2 separate regions of the Homo sapiens genome follow, and region 2 is linked to region 1. Evidence: chromatin contacts called from ENCODE Hi-C or POLR2A ChIA-PET data. All regions are on one chromosome and are shown on one strand. The core of a region is the stretch at or near the end of the contact, and the rest is flanking DNA. Distances in the headings are between cores, read along the strand shown.

Region 1 (3,646 bases), core at 226-2,725:
TGCTCTAACCTTGGAAGAATCCGTCTAGACTCCAGCCAGAACTTGATTGCAGACAGAACAGTGGAGAAAGAGGGGCCACAGTCCTGCAGCCTCAGTCTGTTTCCCTGGTGTTCCTGAGTGGTCCTGGGTACTCACAGGCACCCGAACTCAAGGGTCCAGGTCAGTCCAGAGTGCTTTCATGGAAACGGCAGGCTATGTGTGCCGAGAATGTCGCTCAGCCAATTGCATGGAATTCAGAGTTCCCCTGAGGTTCCCTGAGACTTGGTTCTCCCTGCTCTGATGGGATTTGGGATAGAAAGTGGGAGTGCCTGGTTAATTTGGAGTTTGAGGGCCTAGTGCTTTCAAAGAGAGATCCCCACCTGGGAGAATCATAACTCACATCCTCTTCCACCCTATACCTACCCGGTTTGGACAAGTAAAAGCAACACTTAAATAAGTGGCAAAATCTGCTTTTTTCCTGTTGCAAATTGAATATTATATGAGGGACAATGACTATTCCCAGCTTGATGCTTTGGAAAGTGCGTTTGGATTTTTCCATTTTAGACAAATGTCAGCTTTCCCCCGAAGTGGCCTCCATCGTGCTTGTTTGTTCCAAATCATTTTTCAATGCTGTGATTTCCCTTCTCTTTGCTTTAAACACTCAGTCACGTGGCTTGTCTCCACCGTGTGGAGGTGCCGGGTGCCTGGTTGGGTCTCTCTGCATTTCTGGCAGGAAGAAGGCATTTGTGAATACTGTCAGTACTTGTGACAGGTTGGTCACATTGGAACCTTTGCCCCTGTTGTTTAAAACCGAAGAAGACTGTGACTGTGGAGGTGCCCCGTGTGCTCAGCGCTCAAATGGGAAATGGAGAAGATTCCCGGAACGTGTTTGGCAGTCACTTCTGAGTTTTCCATTGAGACCCGAACATGAAGAAAATCTTCTGGCTCCTGCCAGTTGGCCAACCTCTGTCTGCCTTCCCCAGCTCACAGGGCTGCACACTGCATTGGGGCTGTCCTCCGCTGCTGGAAAATCACGCCGGTGCTCTTCACAAACACTGAACACTGGCCCTCTGCTTGATCCATGGAACCAAGATGACAGGATCTCCTGCCTGTTCTTGATAACAGCTGTAGTTTTATTTCAGATTTTCATTTAAACAAATAGTTTAAGGCCTCAGCTGGGAAAGAGGATTGAAGTATCCCCAATGGACAAAGCCTCTGGCACGCCAGAAAGACATGTGACTAAGCCTGAGTGACTTTCCTTCCTTCCCCTCCCAGGTTGCTGGGAGAAATAACTATGGGTTTTTGACAACTCTTTCCCAAAATGAATAGTGGAAGGCTGGGAAACACTGAATTATGAAATAAAGCAAGGCAGTTCATTTTGTCATCCTTGGCACCTGAATCCTAAACTACGGTAATGAGATCAGCCCCTTAACGGAGTACTCCAGGGTACCTTGCTCTTAGGCAATTTGTTTTTCTGTGTGTGCTCTTCAACAGACTCTGCAGGAAGTGGCTGACTTGATGCAAATGACTTTTTTGTTTTGTTTTGTTTGAGACAGAGTCTCACTCTTGCCCAGGCTGTAGTGCTGTGGCACGATCTCAGCTCACTGCAATCTTCACCTCCTAGGCTCAAGAGATTCTCCTGCCTCAGCCTCCTGTAATCCCGGGATTACAGGTGTGTGCCACCACACCTGGCTAGTTTTTGTATTTTCAGTAGAGACGGGGTTTCACCATGTTGGCCAGGCTGGTCTTGAACTTCTGACCTGAAGTGATCCACCTGCTTCCGCCTCCCAAAGTGCTGGGATGACAGGCGTGAGCCACCGCGCCCAGCCTGATTTTGGAGGGTTATAGTTGGGAAACTATTTAGTGCGCAGATATTGTCTCTGTGGTAAACGAGGAAACTGACAGGATTCCAAAAGCCTGCTGTTTGAAGGGGCTCATTCAGTTCCAAAAAGAGATGGGAGAGGCAGGAAACGTGAACATATGTGCTGCCTGCCCTCCATTGGTTTGTTTAATAACAAATTCACCCTGTCTGGGCTTGTGACCCCCCTCTCATGTTTGGAAGCGCTACTGCGGGGTTGTAGAGACAAATGAGTCATTTTCTGAGCTCTAATCCTGACCCCAGAGGGGCATGTGGCCACTTCTCCCTGACTTTTCCCGGGGGTGACTTGCTTCCGACACCTGCCGCCTTACTGTTTTTCCTCCTCAAGCAAGCTTGTTGCAGGCACTTCTTCCTTACTTGGTGCTGAACTTAGCCACAAGGAGCTGTCATCACGAGTGTGGGAGAGGGAGGAGAGGGGATCACAGGGGTTTCAGAGGGCTCACTTTGAGACTTGCTGATACTGACAACAGAGTTGACCTGGCCCAGGATTCTTCTAATGCTGCGTGTGACTGTGTGTCTGTGCCATAGTTTTTCAGTGTGTATTCATGCATGATGTATGTGTGTGGGGTGTTGGGGGTGGGGGGAGGGCAAGAGCGTTATTTTCTGGGTCAGAATAACCTTTTAAAATGGTAAGTTTTCCGCTAGGAGAGGAAACCCATTTTGCTCATCTGTCTAGATGTTTTTCTTCACCTGGGCCATGGAGGGCTTTGTTTCACAAGCTTTTCTCCTGTTTCGTCGTTCAGGTGGCAGAGATCGTTGCTCCGCCCTGTGACACACAGCCCACCCTCCATGTCCCACGTTGGGATGGATTACAGAGGATGTGCCCTCCTAGTGGCCCCCGCCAGCCACCAGAGTGAAGTTGATGCTTGGGTGCTATTGTGTCGGAAATTGGTGGGTTCTTGGTCTCACTGCCTTCAAGAATGAAGCCACGGACCCTCGCGGTGAGTGTTACAGTTCTTAAAGATGGTGTGTCTGGAGTTTGTTCCTTCTGATGTTCGGACGTGTTCAGAGTTTCTTCTTTCTGGTGGGTTCGTGGTCTCGCTGGCTTCCGGACTGAAGCTGCAGACTTTCGCGGCAAATGGTTATAGCTCTTAAGGCTGCGCTCTTGGAGTTGTTCATTCCTCCCGGTGGGTTCGTGGTCTGGCTGGCCTCAGAAGTGAAGCTGCAGATCTTCGTGTTGGGTGTTACAGCTCATAAAGGCAGTACAGACCCAAAAAGCGAGCAGCAGCGAGATTTATTACAAAGAGCAAAAGAAAAAAAACCTCCGCGGCAGGAAAGAGGACCTCACCTGATTGCCACTACTGGTTCGGGCAGCCTGCTTTTATTCCCTTATATGGCCCCACCCACATCCTGCTGATTGGTCCATTTTACAGAGAGCTGTTTGGTCTGTTTTACAGAGAGCTGATTGGTCTGTTTTGACGGGGTGCTGATTGGTGTGCTTACAATCCCTGAGCCAGACACAAAAGTTCTCCAAGTCCCCACTAGATTAGCTAGACACAGAGCACTGATTGGTGCATTTACAAACCTTTAGCGAGACACAGAGTGCTGATTGGTGCATTTACAATCCTCTAGCTAGACATAAAAGATCTCCAAGTCCCCACCTGACTCAGGAGCCCAGCTGGCTTTGCCTAGTGGTTGCGGTGCCAGGGCTGCTGGGGGAGCTGCCCGCCAGTACCACACCGTGCGCCTGCACTCCTCAGGCCTTGGGTGGTTGATGGGACCTGGTGCCTCCTACCAGGGGGCGGCACCCGTCCGGGAGGCTCAGGCTGAGCGGGAGCCTAGTGCAGG
Region 2 (4,037 bases), core at 472-2,971, 150 kb after region 1:
TGTTCATCAACAGGGAACTGATTAAATCAATAATTGATTATTTATACAATGGGGTACAACAACGCAAGTAAGAAAAAAAATAAGCGTGAAGAGATAGAAAGATCTCTAGGATAAATTATTTAAAAATCAGAGCGCAGAAGAGTATATGTAATAGGCTCCCATTTATGTTCGCATATATATACAAACTTCTAGGAGGGTGCATACAAACTGTTAACATTTGTTATATCTGGGGAGTGAAAAATGAGGATAAGAGAAAGCAAAAATTTTACTTTTGAATTTATACCCTTAACAAATAGTTAAAAGCAACTCATATGATGACAATGAGTAAGTATTAAAGAATACTTACAGTACTTCCCAGGGCTGACCTGAAATTTAGTATGAGGACAAGCAACTACTGTTATAAAAGGACCAATAGATACCAGATGTTAAATTTAACAACTATTAAATCATTTAATTTAGTAAGTGGTTACTGAGTAGGTTACTGTCCAATCCTTAAGCAGCTGTCAATAGAGTACACGGACAAGTTAATACAAAGAGAAAGGTAACAGATATGATGTGAATGCATGGGAAAGCCAGGTAGTCAGAGAAGACTTCTTGGTGGAGGTGGGGATTAGGGTTTGGATGGGTGAAGCAGAAGAAACACAGAAAGAGCAACAGAATGAGAAGACAAGAAAAAACATGGTGGGCTTTTCAACGGACATGGAAGGGAAGTCAATTTGGTGAGGACTTGTCTCAAAAGGGATGGCAGAATGCTGCCTGAGGGAGGCTGGACCCCCTTACCAGGTAGAACTTCCTCTCTAATCCATAGGCTTTCGATCTCTCCCTATCACTGATACCCCAAGGTCGAAAGGACTGGGTCCTCAGGCCAGTCTGTCCTGTAGATTCACATCTTGTTTCTAATAGAAACAGTAGAATCATCTATTCAGTTATTTTTCTAAATTCCAGTTTACTCAAAATGACTGCATACTTAATTTTTTTGATAAGGCTATGCTTTTCTGCAAATCTCTTCCCCCCTTAAAATTACATTAGATAAATAATAATTCTCATTGCCCATTTGGTACACCTGGTCAACCTAGGCTTGCCTGCTACCACTATTGGGGAATTAACCATTTGTGCTATAGTATTAATATAGCAAAGAAACATAGCCGGTTGTTTTGGAGAATGACTATATTAAGCCTATTGACTGTTTATCACTAGAAAGAAAATATTGAAGCACTTTTATTACAGAAGTCCATTGGAGGCTATAGGCAGTCTAAGAACAACTGAGGAAATATTAAGAGAAAAAAGAGAATATTACCCTATCACTAAAAACTCTCCTGGCTGGAATCATAAAACAATCTGTTCAATGGCAGGAAATAATATATCTCACAACATGGGAAATCTTGGGTCTTGGAGAACTTTTATCTTTTATTTTGTCACAAGTAAATTAGAAAACTCCATGTACAAGGGGAAGAGAGGATTATGAAAATACAAAGGCAGTGTCCAAGTGGCCCATGTGGCAGTGGGTGAGCTGTACAACCAGGAATCAGCCAGGACCATCTGCTGATCAGTAAACAGAAAGTGCTGACTTATGGTGGACCAGAATTCTGCTCTAGTAGCTAAGAATAAAACACCAAGTTCCTGGTCCCTTTTCAAAGCACTCATTGGCTTTCTTCAAGTTGGAGAATATGCTCCAGCTTGGATCAAGAGTGAAACTGGAGAAGCTACACAAGATGGGCATTTGGCCTTTCACCAACATGCTTGTTCCTTGACTTGGCTCTCAGCAAACCCCATGCAAACATTCAGCATTTCACGGCTGAGGCCACACACAGAAGCCATCAGGTGGAGACAGCTGCAAATGTACTTTCTCACACTCACGCTGGGGAGAACAGGCAGGGAGGTGGGGTAAGGGAAGGTCAGGAGCAGGGTAAGAAGGAGGCCACCTCATGAATGTTTTAAAATCCTTCCCAGGTAGCCCACAGATGTTTCTGTGGCTACCAACCTGAGAAAAGCCATCTTTTAAACAGCAGAAATCTCACTCGTTCCCCTGTCCCACTCTCTCCCTGTCAATCCCCAGGACATGCCACAATAAGTTGAGAAGCTGTAAAGATCTGTGGTAAAAAGAAAAAGCTCCAATATGTCTGTGGATGTTACCTAAAGAAGCCCCGAAGTCAAGGAACAAAGTAAAAAACTGTGACTAAGAGTTGGAAAAAATATTACTACATGCCACAAGACATTAGGAGGAAAGTATGTGTGCCAAAAATCCAGAGAGGCTCCCAGAAAGTTCCCTCTCAGCAACCCCTCTCAAGGAGAACCAACTTATTGTACTTTACACATAATTGCTTTTCAGGTCTGCCTCACAAATAATTCCTTGGTGAATACCTAAGTCAGCAAAACAACAGGAATTTTTATACTGATCCTATAATACTGGCAGGGTGGTGAGCTGCAGGGCTCAGTTGGGGCAAACACATAAAAAATTGCCAACTTGCATAAGAAGTTTTTATCTAATGTAGATGATGCAGAAAATGTGTCCATTTTCTTCCTTTTTCCAGATGGCAGACTTTTTTTTCTTACACAATACCCATTTGTATGGCAATTATGCCCAGACCAGCTTTCAATGAGTCCATTAGAGCCGGCCAGTCCAACACAACTTCCTGCACAGCCTGTCCCTTGGGGACATGGATTCTGTTCACAGGGCAAAGACCTGGATGGCTTGACCCAGCTCCCGTTCCTCCAAGCTCTAGACTTCATCATTGTTCTCTCAGGCTACTCTCTCCCTGACCTTCAGATTTGACCCTCGTTGTTCTATTTCTAGGCCTAAATTTACCTTCCCTCCATTACAGCTTCACCAGCCAATCCAGTTGCATTGCAGTAATGTCTCTCAGCTGACTTGGTCGCTGGTATTCTGGCACCTGGCCACTTTAGGGGGGCAGAGAGATATATTTTCAAAACATGCTATTTGTTACCAGATGGTCAACTCCTCTACCAATCAAATACACATCATTTATTTGTTCAACAAACAATGAACACCGATTATTATAAGACTGTTAGTGCTGAAGGTACATCAAATAAGATACTGTCATCCTCAGAGCACTCAGCCATTACTAATGTACCACACTGGATAGAAATCAGCTACCCCATTGAATCCATATTATGGAAACAAAGCAAAATCATACTAATACTTCAGAGTCATTCTAAACTTTATAGCTTTCCAGTAGCTTTTCTACTAGTGAGACTCTGACTTAAGGTTATTAATATTAGAATATATATTACATAGAATATATATTATTCTATAAAGTACATTAGAATATATAAGATCATTAATATTAGAATATATAATATAGAATATATATTATTCTGTAAAGTATATTAATGATCTTAAGTCAGAGTCTCAAGAGCAGATTGAAAGAGATCCTTCATATCATTTAACCAACCTTCGTTTGCTATCTCTAGCCCCCTCCCTTTTAGCATGGCTCCCTGCTAATCAACCTCCCTCTCCCTGTAGCCTCAATAAAAATCTTTTGGAAACATGTTTCTCAGATCTTTTTGAAAAAAAAATGCCTGTTCTCACACTCTGCCTCTTGATGCTAGAAGAAATAGAAGTTTAGGGCACAAAGTGATGTGACAGATCAGATCTATGTTGGACAGTTCAGTGGGCCTAGCGTGGCTAAGTTATTCGGTCACTGAGTTAGATGGCAGCAGAGCCAAGGGGGTTCGAGGTCCCTCTATGATCCCTTACACCCCCAGATAAACCCAACAGTACCAAGTCACCCCAAAGGAAGGAGTAACAAGTGGGACCAGGGAGAACCAGATGCTGCTGAAACAATCTTCACTCCACAGACTCACTAAAGCTAGCAAAGAACACCTGATAACCCATCCAGCTTTACATTACCAACAGGGCAGAATGAAAGGAACTGCAACTGCCTTTGAGCAAAGGTGGTGATCATTCATGACTCTTGAGTTTGCCCTTTTATTTTTATTTTTATTTATTTATTTATTTTTTGAGACAGAGTCTTGCACTGTTGCCCAGGCTGGAGTGCAGTGGCGCTATCTCGGCT

What was found. A loop is a pair of places that touch in the nucleus more often than their neighbours do. ChIA-PET counts read pairs that join two places held with the same protein, here RNA polymerase II (POLR2A). Pooled maps may share reads with other maps.
Region 2: a pooled map shows a loop between it and region 1 (2.2-fold over the local background). The contact joins two enhancer-like sites. A Hi-C loop is called at or near these places in 3 of 168 maps with a recorded cell type or tissue (CD4-positive, alpha-beta T cell and naive thymus-derived CD4-positive, alpha-beta T cell), 1 of 37 single-sample maps with no recorded cell type and 8 of 50 pooled maps. POLR2A ChIA-PET finds 5 or more read pairs at or near these places in 5 of 52 experiments (AG04450, CD8-positive, alpha-beta T cell, T-cell and 2 more).

Annotation. Positions count from the first base shown.
Region 1 is chr5:126,850,961-126,854,606 of GRCh38, forward strand. No RefSeq gene overlaps it. Among named protein-coding and RNA genes, the nearest start is that of LMNB1, 76 kb to the left of the region's middle. Within about 2 kb of position 1,476, at least 15 of the 41 ENCODE cell types and tissues checked have a DNase peak (open chromatin) inside an H3K27ac peak, as active enhancers do.
Region 2 is chr5:126,996,735-127,000,771 of GRCh38, forward strand. All of the region lies in intron 1 of MARCHF3 (membrane associated ring-CH-type finger 3), which reads right to left. Among named protein-coding and RNA genes, the nearest start is that of MARCHF3, 32 kb to the right of the region's middle. Within about 2 kb of position 1,722, at least 5 of the 41 ENCODE cell types and tissues checked have a DNase peak (open chromatin) inside an H3K27ac peak, as active enhancers do.